Linked DNA regions of Homo sapiens: regions 1 and 2 are each linked to region 3. Evidence: chromatin contacts called from ENCODE Hi-C or POLR2A ChIA-PET data. All regions are on one chromosome and are shown on one strand. Each heading gives the region's core, a stretch centred on a gene start or an enhancer-like site at or near the end of the contact. The rest is flanking DNA. Distances are from core to core; before and after follow the strand shown.

The links. Hi-C counts contacts between places; a loop is a spot of excess contacts on that map. ChIA-PET counts read pairs that join two places held with the same protein, here RNA polymerase II (POLR2A). Pooled maps may share reads with other maps.
Region 1: a loop to region 3 is called in a pooled map, with 2.2 times the contacts of the local background. The contact joins two enhancer-like sites. A Hi-C loop is called at or near these places in 1 of 168 maps with a recorded cell type or tissue (transverse colon) and 3 of 50 pooled maps. POLR2A ChIA-PET finds 5 or more read pairs at or near these places in 4 of 52 experiments (BJ, T-cell, WTC11 and 1 more).
Region 2: a pooled map shows a loop between it and region 3 (2.7-fold over the local background). The contact joins two enhancer-like sites. A Hi-C loop is called at or near these places in 2 of 50 pooled maps. POLR2A ChIA-PET finds 5 or more read pairs at or near these places in 2 of 52 experiments (CD8-positive, alpha-beta memory T cell and H1).

What each region holds. Positions count from the first base shown.
Region 1 is chr6:41,844,924-41,848,633 of GRCh38, reverse strand. All of the region lies in intron 3 of USP49 (ubiquitin specific peptidase 49), which reads left to right. Among named protein-coding and RNA genes, the nearest start is that of USP49, 49 kb to the left of the region's middle. Within about 2 kb of position 1,878, at least 10 of the 41 ENCODE cell types and tissues checked have a DNase peak (open chromatin) inside an H3K27ac peak, as active enhancers do.
Region 2 is chr6:42,165,346-42,169,234 of GRCh38, reverse strand. The region is part of intron 1 of GUCA1ANB-GUCA1A (GUCA1ANB-GUCA1A readthrough); the gene reads right to left. Among named protein-coding and RNA genes, the nearest start is that of GUCA1A, 6.1 kb to the left of the region's middle. RefSeq lists an enhancer at 2,529-3,496. Within about 2 kb of position 2,639, at least 4 of the 41 ENCODE cell types and tissues checked have a DNase peak (open chromatin) inside an H3K27ac peak, as active enhancers do.
Region 3 is chr6:42,023,818-42,027,670 of GRCh38, reverse strand. It overlaps a transcript of CCND3 not described here. Among named protein-coding and RNA genes, the nearest start is that of TAF8, 25 kb to the left of the region's middle. Within about 2 kb of position 2,095, at least 8 of the 41 ENCODE cell types and tissues checked have a DNase peak (open chromatin) inside an H3K27ac peak, as active enhancers do.

The DNA of each region.
Region 1 (3,710 bases), core at 629-3,128, 180 kb after region 3:
GTGTGCCTTGGCCTCCCAAAGTGCGGGGATTACAGGTGTGAGCCACTGCACCCGGCCAGGGAAGACCCTATTTCTCCAAAAAATATATATATATTTTTAATTAGCCAGATGTTGTGGCATGCACCCATAGTCCCAGCTACCCAGGAGGCTGAGGCAGGAGGATTGCTTGAGCCCAGGAGGTCGAGGCTGCACTGAACCATGATAGTGCCACTGCACTGTAGCCTGGGTAACAGCGTGCGAGCCTATCTAAAACAAAACATAGGCTACCAATAGGGAGGGAAGGATTTACTATTGCCATTTTGTTAATTGTTTTTGGTATATTTTGTAGCTTTTTTGTCCCTTCTTTTTTACTGCCTTTTTCGTGTTTTGTTGATTTTTTTTGTAGCGATGTATGTTGATTCTCTTCTCATTTCCTATTATATATATTCTATAGATACTTTATTTGTGTTTATTGTTGTGATTGCATAAATCATCTTTAAAGTTACAGCATTCTGTTTTAAATTGTTAAAAACTTCATTCACATACAGAAAACTACTTCTTTGGAGTTTCTGCTGGTAAATCTGGGAATGGAAACTCCCTTGTATGTGATGAATCGATTTTCTTTTGCTGCTTTGAATATGTTCTCTGCCTTTGACTTTAGATAATTTAATTATAATGTGTCTTTATGATCCTCTCTAGATTTATCCTTGTTGAAGTCCTTTGAGGTTCTTTAATGTGCATATCCATTTATCTCCTTAGATTTGGGAAGCTTGCAGCTGTTATTTCTTCAAAGAAGCTCTCTGCCACTTTGTCTCTCCCTCTTCTGAGTTTTCATAATGTGCATTTCAGAATGTGTTGTCCTGATCGTGCCCTATAAGTTCTTTATGTGCTCTTTGCCAATCTGTTTCCTTTTTGCTCCTGTGACTCTACTTTTTTTTTTTTGAGACAGAGTCTCGCTCTGTTGCCAGGCTGGAGTGTAGTGGCACGATCTTGGCTCACTGCAACCTCCGCCTCCTGGGTTCAAGTGATCCTCCTGCCTCAGCCTCCTGAGTAGCTGGGACTACAGGTGCTCACCACCATGCCCAGCTAATTTTTGTATTTTTAGTAGAAACGGGGTTTCACCATTTTGGCCAGGATGGTCTCAACCTCTTGACCTCGTGATCCACCTGCCTCGGCCTCCTAAAGTGCTAGATTACAGGTGTGAGCCACTGCACCCGGCTGACTCTACTTTCTTTTGCCTGATTAAACCTGCTATTGAACCCCTCTAATAAATTTTTCAGTTCAGTTATTGAATTTTTCAAGGTCCAGAATTTCTGTTTGGATCTTTTTCATTGTTTATCTTTTTGGTCATGGATTGTTTTCTTCATTTCATTTAGTTTTGTATCTGTGTTCTAGCTCATTGAGCATCTATAACAGTTATTTTAAATTCTTTGTCAGGCAGCTCACAGATCTGCATTTCTTTAGGGCCTGTTTCTGGAGTTATATTTTATTCCTTTAATTCAGCCATATTGCCCTGTTTATTTGTATGCCTTATAATCTCTTGCTGGGCTTTAAGCACTTAAAACAAACAACCATCTGTCCAAGTCTTTGTCTAGTGACTTTGCAGAGGAAGACCTTTACCAATTATCCTGGTTGTTGTTTCCAGGATCTCTCAACCTTTTTCTGACCTCTTGCTCCCCCTGATGTCTGCCTATGGAACTTCAGTGCTAACATCCTGCTCTCCTCTGTTTTCAGTGTCTTCTGTACTCTGGAACCTGTCCAGTCAGTATTCTGAGTCATATGAGATAGAAATCAGTCTCTCAGGAAGCCCCAGACAAGCCAGAATGTTGGACACACGGTCAACTCTTTTGTTTCTGTCCAAGGAGTAGACCCAGTATGGGGGGGGTTTCCTCCAACTTGCTCTGTGCTATGCTACATAGGAAGAAGGACATGAAAGGACATGCCAAACACTGAAATTTCCTAACCCTTTTGCTGTAATCTCCTTTTGGTTTTACAGTGGCCTGGTGCTGTAGCTTCTCAGCTCTTCTTCAGAGCTCTCACAAAGGTATTCTGGTCCATATATTGTTGTTAACACACTAAACACACTCTTGCTCTCTTGACTTTGCTCATATTGTTCCTCTCTAGGAAGGGCCTCCACACTGCCTCTCACTCATTCATTTGTTCAGTAAATAATCTGAATATCTATTTGGCCATATTGTTGGCTCTGGAAATATAGTGAAAAATGCACAGTACCTGACTTCTCTGTGTCTCTGTTGGGGAAGGATCTGTTGCTTTCTAGTCTACCATCTTGTTGATATCACTCCTCTAATGATTTTCATTTTATTTTTATTATTTTTTTCAGACAGAGTCTCACTCTGTCACCCAGGCTGGAGTGCAGTGGCGCGATCTTGGCTCACTGCAACCTCCACCTCCCGGGTTCAAGTGCTTCTCCTGCCTCAGCCTCCCAAGTAGCTGGGATTAACAGGTGCAGGCTACCATGCCTGGATGATTTTTGTATTTTTAGTAAAGGAGGGGTTTCACCATGTTGGTCCAGCTGCTCTCGACCTCCTGACCTCAAGTGATCCACCTGCCTTGGCCTCCCAAAGTGCTGGGATTACAGGTGTGAGCCACCGTGCCTGGCCATGATTTTTATTTTTAAAGCATTTTATTAAGCATTGGAGATATGAGGAAATGGTAGCTGCCCTGAAATAACTTACCTTTTGGCTGCGAAGACAAGATTTATAAATTAAAACTATCAATATTTGGTAGACTATAATAAGTGAGGGGTTTATGCCATAATCCCCAAAGAAACAATCCTGCATGTTAAAATCTCAAAAGATCAAAATCCCCTAAAGTCTAAAATCCCCAAAATCACAATCTTGAAAGATAAAAATCCTGAAAATGTAGTTCTGGAAAAAAAAAATATTTAAAAAATTATTTAAAGGACATTTACTTACTTTTTGTTTATTTTATTTTTAGAGACAGGGTCTCACTGTGTTGCCCAGGCTGGAATGCAGTGGCTATTCTCAGGTGTGATCATAATGCACTACAGCCCCAAACTCCTGGGCTCAAATGAGCCTCCTGACTCTGCCTCCCAAGTAGCTGGGACTACAGGCACATACCACCATGCCCAGCTTATTTACCTTTTTTTTTTTGAGATGGAGTTTTGCTCTTGTTGCCCAGGCTGGAGTGCAATGGCGCCATCTCAGCTTACCACAACCTCCGCCTCCTGGGTTCAAGCGATTCTCCTGCCTCAGCCTCCCGAGTAGCCACAGGTGTGCGCCACCATACCCGGCTAATTTTATATTTTTAGTAGAGACAGGGTTTGTCAGGCTGGTCTCAAACTGCGACCTGAGGTGATCTGCCTGCCTCGGCCTCCCAAAGTGCTGGGAGTACATGGGTGAGCCACCACACCTGGCCTATTTACATTTTTTAAAGGAATTTATTTGAGAAACATGTAAAAACGTAACAGAAAGCCTGTGCGCGGTGGCTCACACCTCTTATCCCAGCACTTTGGGAGGCTGAGGCGGGTGGATCATTTGAGGTCAGGAGTTCGAGACCAGCCTGACCAACATGGTGAAACAGCGTCTCTACTAAAAATACAAAAATTAGCCGGGCGTAGTGGCGTGTGCCTGTAATCCCAGCTACTCAGGAGGCTGAGGCAGGAGAATCGCTTGAACCTGGGAGGCAGAGGTTGCAGTGAGCCGAGATTGTGCCATTGCACTCCAGCTTGGGCGACAGAGTGAGACTCC
Region 2 (3,889 bases), core at 1,390-3,889, 140 kb before region 3:
CTATGGGTTAGAATCAAGTCAAGGGCCTCACCCACACTCAAAGGGAGAGAATTTTACAAAGGTAGGAACAACAGGAGGTAGAAATCACTGGGGTCACCTTAGGGTCTATTATGACATTCACTCTTCTACAATAACACGGACATAGCATTCATTTCTTTCCAGAAGTATTATATAGGCAACTCTTCTTGCCAGCCTGCTCTAAGGAACCCAGCAAGCTCACAGAGGGTGGAGACCATTCTGTTATTTGTGTCTCGCCTGCCCCCAGCTCCTGGCACCACACATTCCACATTGTCGTGCGCTAGTTGTTCTGTTTGCCCAGCCCCGACTCATTCTCCCCCTTTCTCCTCCAGCTCTGAGCCCCAAAGACTGACCCTACAGACTGCATCACCCAGACTCTGCTGCCCTCTTGTTTCAGGCTGGGTTCATCTGCTGAGAAGCTGGAGGAAGACTGGAGGGTGGAGAGGGAGAAGAGCTGGGACATTTGTTGTCCTCACTCCTCCCTGCCAGCTCAGGGTTGGGGCAGCGGTTATTTCCTTCCACCTTCAATCACCGCTCCTGCCATAGCTCTCTGGGCTCCTGTAATCATGGCTCCCTCCCTTTGCCCCGCCAGGCATGATAAGGGCTTCCCTCTCGCTACTGTCTGGGTACATCACCATTCCCTTAACTATGCCCAGCTCTCTGTTAATAGTCCCCACATCAACTCTCCTAAATTACCGTTTTGAGAGTAATATTTGACTGACGGGCTTGAGCCCAGTAAAATATTGAGTGCATGCATGCATGCACATATGATTAAAGAAAGAATTCTTGGGGCCGGGCGCGGTGGCTCACGCCTGTAATCCCAGCACTTTGGGAGGCTGAGGAGGGTGGATCATCTGAGGTCGGGGGTTCAAGACGAGCCTGGTCAACATGGTGAAACCCCGTCTCTACTAAATATACAAAAATTAGCCGGGTGTGGTGGCGGGTGCCTGTAATCCCAGCTACTCCAGAGGCTGAGGCAGGAGAATCGTTTGAACCTGGGAGTCGGAGGCTGCAGTGAGCCGAGATCGCGCCATTGTGCTCCAGTCTGGGCAACAAGAGCGAAACTTCGTCAAAGAAAAGAAAATAAAAGAGAAAAGAAAAGAATTCTTAGGCCGGGCAGGGTGGCTCACACCTGTAATCCCAGCACTTTGGGAGGCGGAGGCGGGTGGATCATCTGAGGTCAGGAGTTCGAGACTAGCCTGGCCAACATGGTGAAACCCTGTCTCTACTAAAAATACAAAAATAAGCCGGGCATAGTGGTGCACGCCTGTGGTCCCAGCTACTCTGGAGGCTGAGGCAGGAGAATCACTTGAACCTGGGAAGCAGAGGTTGCAGTGAGACGAGATCGTGCCATTGCACTCCAGCCTGGGTGACAAGAGTGAAGCTCCAAATCAAAAAAAATTCTTGCCAGGTATGGTGGCTCACGCCTGTAATCCCAGCACTTTGGGAGGACGAGATGGGTGGATCACAAGGTCAGGAGATCAAGACCATCCTGGCTAACATGGTGAAACCCCGTCTCTACTAAAAATACAAAAAAAAAAAAAAAAAAAAGTTAGCCAGGCTTGGCGGCGTAGTCCCAGCTACTCAGGAGGCTGAGGCAGGAGGATGACGTGAACCCAGGAGGCGGAGCTTGCAGTGAGCCGAGATCGCACCACTGCACTCCAGCCTGGGCGACAGAGCGAGACTGTCTCAAAAAAAAAGAAAGAAAGAAAGAAAGAATTCTCAAAAAGCTAAAATTGGATGAAACTATGCTTGTTGAATAGGTGCACAAGTCCTGTGGGGTGGGTATTATTATTGCCATGTGAGACAAAAGGGGCTTGGGGCAGAAAATTTAAATCACCTGCTCAGGTTCACGAGCACTTTAGTGGTGGTACCAAAGTTTTCCCACCTCATCATCATGCTTTTCTCCTAAGCCTTCACACCCTGCAGAAGGGCTGGATAGAGCCAGGGGGACCCCACGAGCCCCTCACTCCAGCGCCATCTCCCTCAGTCCTCCCCTTGTGGCCCTCTGCCCAACAATTCCATTGACAGAGAGCTTGCTCCCTTTGAGGGAGGAGGGCCCCCACCCCTTGTCTCCAGCCCAGGGTGGGAATGGAATCCCCTGAGACAGGGATGCCAAGGCAAGGAGGACTGAGATCAACACCAAGGCCCCAAGGAAGCAGTATGCACAAGGTATGCGTTAGGGCACAGAGGGCCAGAGTACAGGTCACACAGCATACACAGGGAGGATTCCTGCCTTCCCTGGCTGCTCTGCCTGCAGGAATCCCTCCTGGGACAGAAGCCAGATCAGAGGAAGAGGCTCCACCTGGCGGAATGGGGCCGAGGGGAGGGAGGATGGGGCAGCTGCAGAGAGGTAGGAAGACAAACCAGGAAGAGACAGGAGGGGCAGTGATCCAGGCCAGACTAATCCCCCCCTAAGGCTGCCTGCTTGCCCCTCTACTCCACAGAAACACAGAAGGACCCTGAGCACAGGTTCAGTTGCCTCCTGGGCCTATCTCACTCAAAACAAGGTGGTACCTTGGCCGGTTTCTTTAAAGGGTTTCTAAGGGCGTCCATGGAGGCTGCATTACCAAGGTGAACCTCAAGAGGGAGCCCATTCTCCAGGGTAGGGGAGGAGGCGTTTGTTGTGGGAGTGAAGACGCCTCATGGGGATCCTGCCCCTCACCCTACACAGGCTATAGGATCTGGAAGGGAAGGGACGGTTCCTGTTAATATCTTTGCATCTTAAGGACACAGCCCACAGGGTCTGTTGGGTGACTGACTGATTGAATGAGCAAGACTTCTAGTTATACATAGACTGAAAACTTCCACTTATCTCTGCTTCTTTTCAAAATCCCACTAAAATATGAATAAATGCATGTTTTAAAGACAAAAGGAGGCCGGGCGCAGTGGCTAACGCCTGTAATCCCAGCGCTTTGTGAGGCCGAGGCGGGCGGATCACCTGAGGTCGGGAGTTCAAGACCAGCCTGTCCAACATGGAGAAACCCCGTCTCTACTAAAAATACAAAAATTAGCCGGGCATGGTGGTACATTCCTGTAATCCCAGCTACCCGGGAGGCTGAGGCAGGAGAATCGCTTGAACCTGGGAGGAGGAGGTTATGGTGAGCCAAGATTGCACCATTGCACTCCAGCCTGGGCAACAAGAGCAAAACTCCGTCTCAAAAAAGGAAAAAGGGGCTGGGCACAGTGGCTCACGCCTGTAATCCCAGCACTTTGGGAGGCCGAGGCAGGTGGATCACCTGAGGTCAGGAGTTCAAGACCAGCCTGACCAACATGGAGAAACCCCGTCTCTACTAAAAATACAAAATTAGCAGGGCATGGCGGCCCATGCCTGTAATCCCAGCTACTCGGGAGGCTGAGGCAGGAGAATCGCTTGAACCCGGGAGGTGGAAGTTGTGGTGAGCTGAGATCCCGCCATTGGACTCCAGACTGGGCAACAAGAGTGAAACTCTTATCTCAAAAAAAGAAAAAAGAAAAGAAAGAAAGAAAAGAAAAGAGGAAAAAAGACAGCAGATACAGGGGTTCTAATAAAATTTTGGAAAACAAGACAGATGGACAAGTGGTAACTGTCTTTCTTATGAGAGTGGAGAAAGTCGAAACCTAAATGCTTTCAAAGAGGAGGAGCCTGCGGAGCTCGGGACAAACCTATTCCTGCTGCAGGAATAGGGAGGCAGAGATACCAGGTGCCCCTGAAGGCTGGGATGCAGCACAGGTGGAGCAGAAAATAGGGCTGGCCAAAGTTTGCATAAGGAACACTTAGCTTCTCCGATGCCCTCCGCAAGGCAGCAGAACAGGCATCTCCCGGCATCAGTCCCCTCCTGACCCTGATTGAAGGTTCTTCTGGAGATTTGGGCCAGAGAGCCGCTAGTCT
Region 3 (3,853 bases), core at 846-3,345:
GATTTGGGCTCTGGTGTTAAGCCCACACACTTTCTGCCCTCCTTACCACCTTCCCCATGGGTTGGGTTGGCCTGAGTACAGTGGTTTCCTGAGCAGGGAAGGAGATACGCAATTGAGAAATGGTCAGTTCGAGGGAGGAATAAATTGGGTATGGTGAGAGAGACATTCACCTCCAACCTCATTTGGCATTAGGTGGGGGTGGAGTCGGGTGTCTTTTTTTTTTTTTTTTTTGAGATGGAGCCTCGCTCTCTCACTCAGGCTGGAGTGCAGTGGCGCGATCTCGGCTCGCTGCAAGCTCTGCCTCCCGCGTTCACGCCATTCTCCTGCCTCAGCCTACCGAGTAGCTGGGACTATAGGCGCCTGCCACCAAGCCTGCCTAATTTTTTTGTATTTTTAGTAGAGATGGGGTTTCACCGTGTTAGCCAGGATGGTCTCGATCCCCTGACCTCGTGATCTGCCCGTCTCGGCCTCCCAAAGTGCTGGGATTACAGGCATGAGCCACCGCGCCCGGCCTAGTGGTGTCTTAACCACCTGGAAGGCACTCAGACACTTGGGAAGCTGACCTGATGGAGGTGAAGGGCTGGAGACATGGATGAGGACAAGGCCCCTTTTTCACGCCTTTACCCATCAGCATCTTGGCACCAAAGAATGGGCTGGGATAGGAACTAGGGGAGGTTAGGCTGCTGTAACACAGACTCCAACAAGAGTGGCTTAGCAAAATGGAAATTTCTCCCATACAGATCCGGGTGGGTGATCTGACCCCTTGGTGGTGTTGAGGGCCCAAGCCCCTCCTGTGCCCTTGCGTGTGGGAGATGGCATCCCACCATGGCTGCTGGGTCCGTCAGCCAGCCAGTGGGGAGGGAGGAAAGTGACGAGAAAGAAAAGGCACTGCCCTTCCTTTTCAGAGCATGACCTCAAAGTTGCCAGATGACATCCCTTTGGTCACCAGCTGATCACATGCCACACTTAGCTGACAGGGAGTTTGGGGAACATACATAGTGGAGCTTCTAGTACCAAAGGTACAAGAAGGGAAAGTGGATTTTAGGGGACAGTTGGCAATCTTTGCCATGAGATCTAGATGAGAAGGGTATGGGGAGCCTGTGTCATGTGGGTGAGGATGGCTTTCCTATGGGGACCTGCTGGGAGAAAAATGTTCCCAGCTGGACTTCTTTTTGTGAGGGGCCTAGAGCAGAGGGACCAGAACCCCCTTGGCTAATGCCCTCACGCTGGACTCCCTCCCCTCTGGTCAAAGGTGGAGGGTCTGATTCTCCTTCGCCTTGACCAGAGGCCCCTTGGAGGTCATCATGGAGCCCTTCTTCCAGGAGCACCCTGTAGGATCAGGGTGAGGTTCATTGAGGAGCACCATATTTTCCCCTTGGCAGGGGGGCGGCGGGGGGAGAGGGTCTGTGCTGTTCTCTGATGAGGTAGAGGAGGGTCATGTCTCCATCCCTTAGAGAGGTCGTTGAGAAGGTCAAATGTAATGTGAGCAGGGTCGAGGCAGGGAGGTCAAGGTTTGTCAAAAATAGGGGAAAAAGAGGTTTATTTTCAAACGAGACCTAACAATTGACAGATAGCTTATCCCTTTGATCACCAGTTGGTCACAGGTCACATTTAGCTGACAGGGAGTTTGGGGAACATACGTAGTAGAGCTCTTCTCTGGAGGTGGGAATCTCCATGTGGCTAGAGGCTGACAGGCAGCCTTGTGGGTCCAGTGCTGACTCATTCATTCACTCACTCATTAATTCACTCATCCGCTCAGTGTCTGTTTATTAAGTGCTTACCATGGATACACCGGGTACCATGTTCCGTGTGTGTGAAAAAGGAAAGAACAAGATGGGCACAGTCCCTTACCTCTGTAGCTTATAAGCCTTGTTTTCCCTGGTTCCCTTTCTGCCTCCCTGGGGAGGAGAGACCAGGCCATCACAGCTCTGAGAGAGCCACCCTTGTGACTCAGAGCCCAAAAGGCCCTAAGGGAGCCCATGAATGCATCTGATAGGCCCTCACCTCTGAGCCCGCCATCGTGGGGCGGCCGGGGTGCAGGATGGGCCAGAGTGCCGGAGGGGAGGGCAGTGGAGCATTGGAGGTGCGGTTTCACTTCCCTCTCACACCAGGCGTGGAATCTGATTTTTCTCAGTTTGGTGAGGTGTGTGACTTCTTCTGTGAGCTGAGGGGAGATGTCTTCACTCACCCCTCCTCCAACTCTAGCTGTCCCTCCAGTGTTCCAGGTTGGATGGGATCTCTCCTTCCCATTCTTCCCATTACCCGTGGCCCTAGTTCACCAACTGCACCTCTTTGCTCCAGGAAAGAAGGTGGCGTGGCAATTGGAAATCTCTGTGGAGACACTTCCTCTGTGAGGCCTTGGTCTCTCAGACTTCTCCCTGGGGCTTGGCTTCCTGGGCCCCTCTTGGCCTTGCTGGAAGAGAGGTCCCCCTGCCCTGGCCTGCTCGGAGAGCTGTCAGGCTCCCTGTTTCCTCTCACAGTTAGATCCCAGACCTTCTGTCTGCCTGCGTGCATGGGTCACTCTCACTTTATTCCCCAAGGCATGGCCTCATGCAGGCCCTGCTTTCCTCCCTGGATTTCTTTTTTATTTTATTTTATTTGACTTTATTTTTTGAGATGGAGTCTCACTTTGTCACCCAAGCTGGAGTGCAGTGGCATGATCTCGTCTCACTGCAACCTCCACCTCCTGGGTTCGAGCGATTCTCCTGCCTCAGCCTCCCACGTAGCTAGGATTACAGGTGTGCACCACCACACTGGGCTAATTTTGTATTTTTAGGAGAGACGGGGTTTCTCTCTATTAGTCAGGCTGGTCTCGAACTCCTGACCTCAGGTGATCTGCCCTCCTCAGCCTCCCAAAGTGCTGGGATTACAGGCATGAGCCACTGCGCCCGGCCCCTTAATTTTGTATTTTTAGTAGAGACAGGGTTTCACCATGTTGGCCAGGCTGGTGTCAAACTCCTACCCTCAGGTGATTCACCTGTCTCAGCCTCCCAAAATGGTGGAATTACAAGCGTGAGCCACCATGCCTGCCCTGCTTGCCTGGACTTCTGAGTGGCCCCAGCCTCGCAATGTCACTTCATGCTTTCCTGCTACTGAACAGTGCCAGTGGCATGGCTAAGGAGAGGGACCCTCCTCATCACTGAGGGTGGACTGAGATCCTCACAAGATGCAGGTTCTCCTTCCATGTCACTGGAGGCGCATAAACCCCTCTGCCTCTTCCACACACCAGCTGTGTTATCAGGGTGAATTATTATTATTTTTTTTTTTTGAGACTGAGTCTTGCTCTGTCACCCAGGCTGCAATGCAGTGGCGTGATCTCCGCTCACTACAAGCTCCGCCTCCTGGGTTCATGCCATTCTCCTGCCTTAGCCTCCCAAGTAGCTGAGACTACAGGTGCCCGCCAACATGCCTGGCTAATTTTTTGTATATTTAGTAGGGACGGGATTTCACCATGTTAGCCAGGATGGTCTCCATCTCCTGACCTCGTGATCCACCTGCCTCGGCCTCCCAAAGTGCTGGGATTACAGGTGTGAGCCACCGCACCCAGCCATGGGGTGCATTCTTAACCTCTCTGTGCCTCAGTGCCCTTATCTGTAAGTTGGAGATAATAATAGTATCCACCTTACAGGGCTATTAGGAGGATTACATGAGTTGTTAGGAGGCTTTATGCACGTACAGCACTCAGAACAGTGCCTGGCCCTAATAAGTGTATGTATTAGGCTGTTATTGTGACACAGGTGTTTGCCTGATGTAAACACTGGCAAAACTTTTAGGCCCCAATGCTAGTATATCAACCTAGGGATATCTAAGCCAAATAAAATAATAAAACCTTCAGAGTCAGTCTTAACGTACA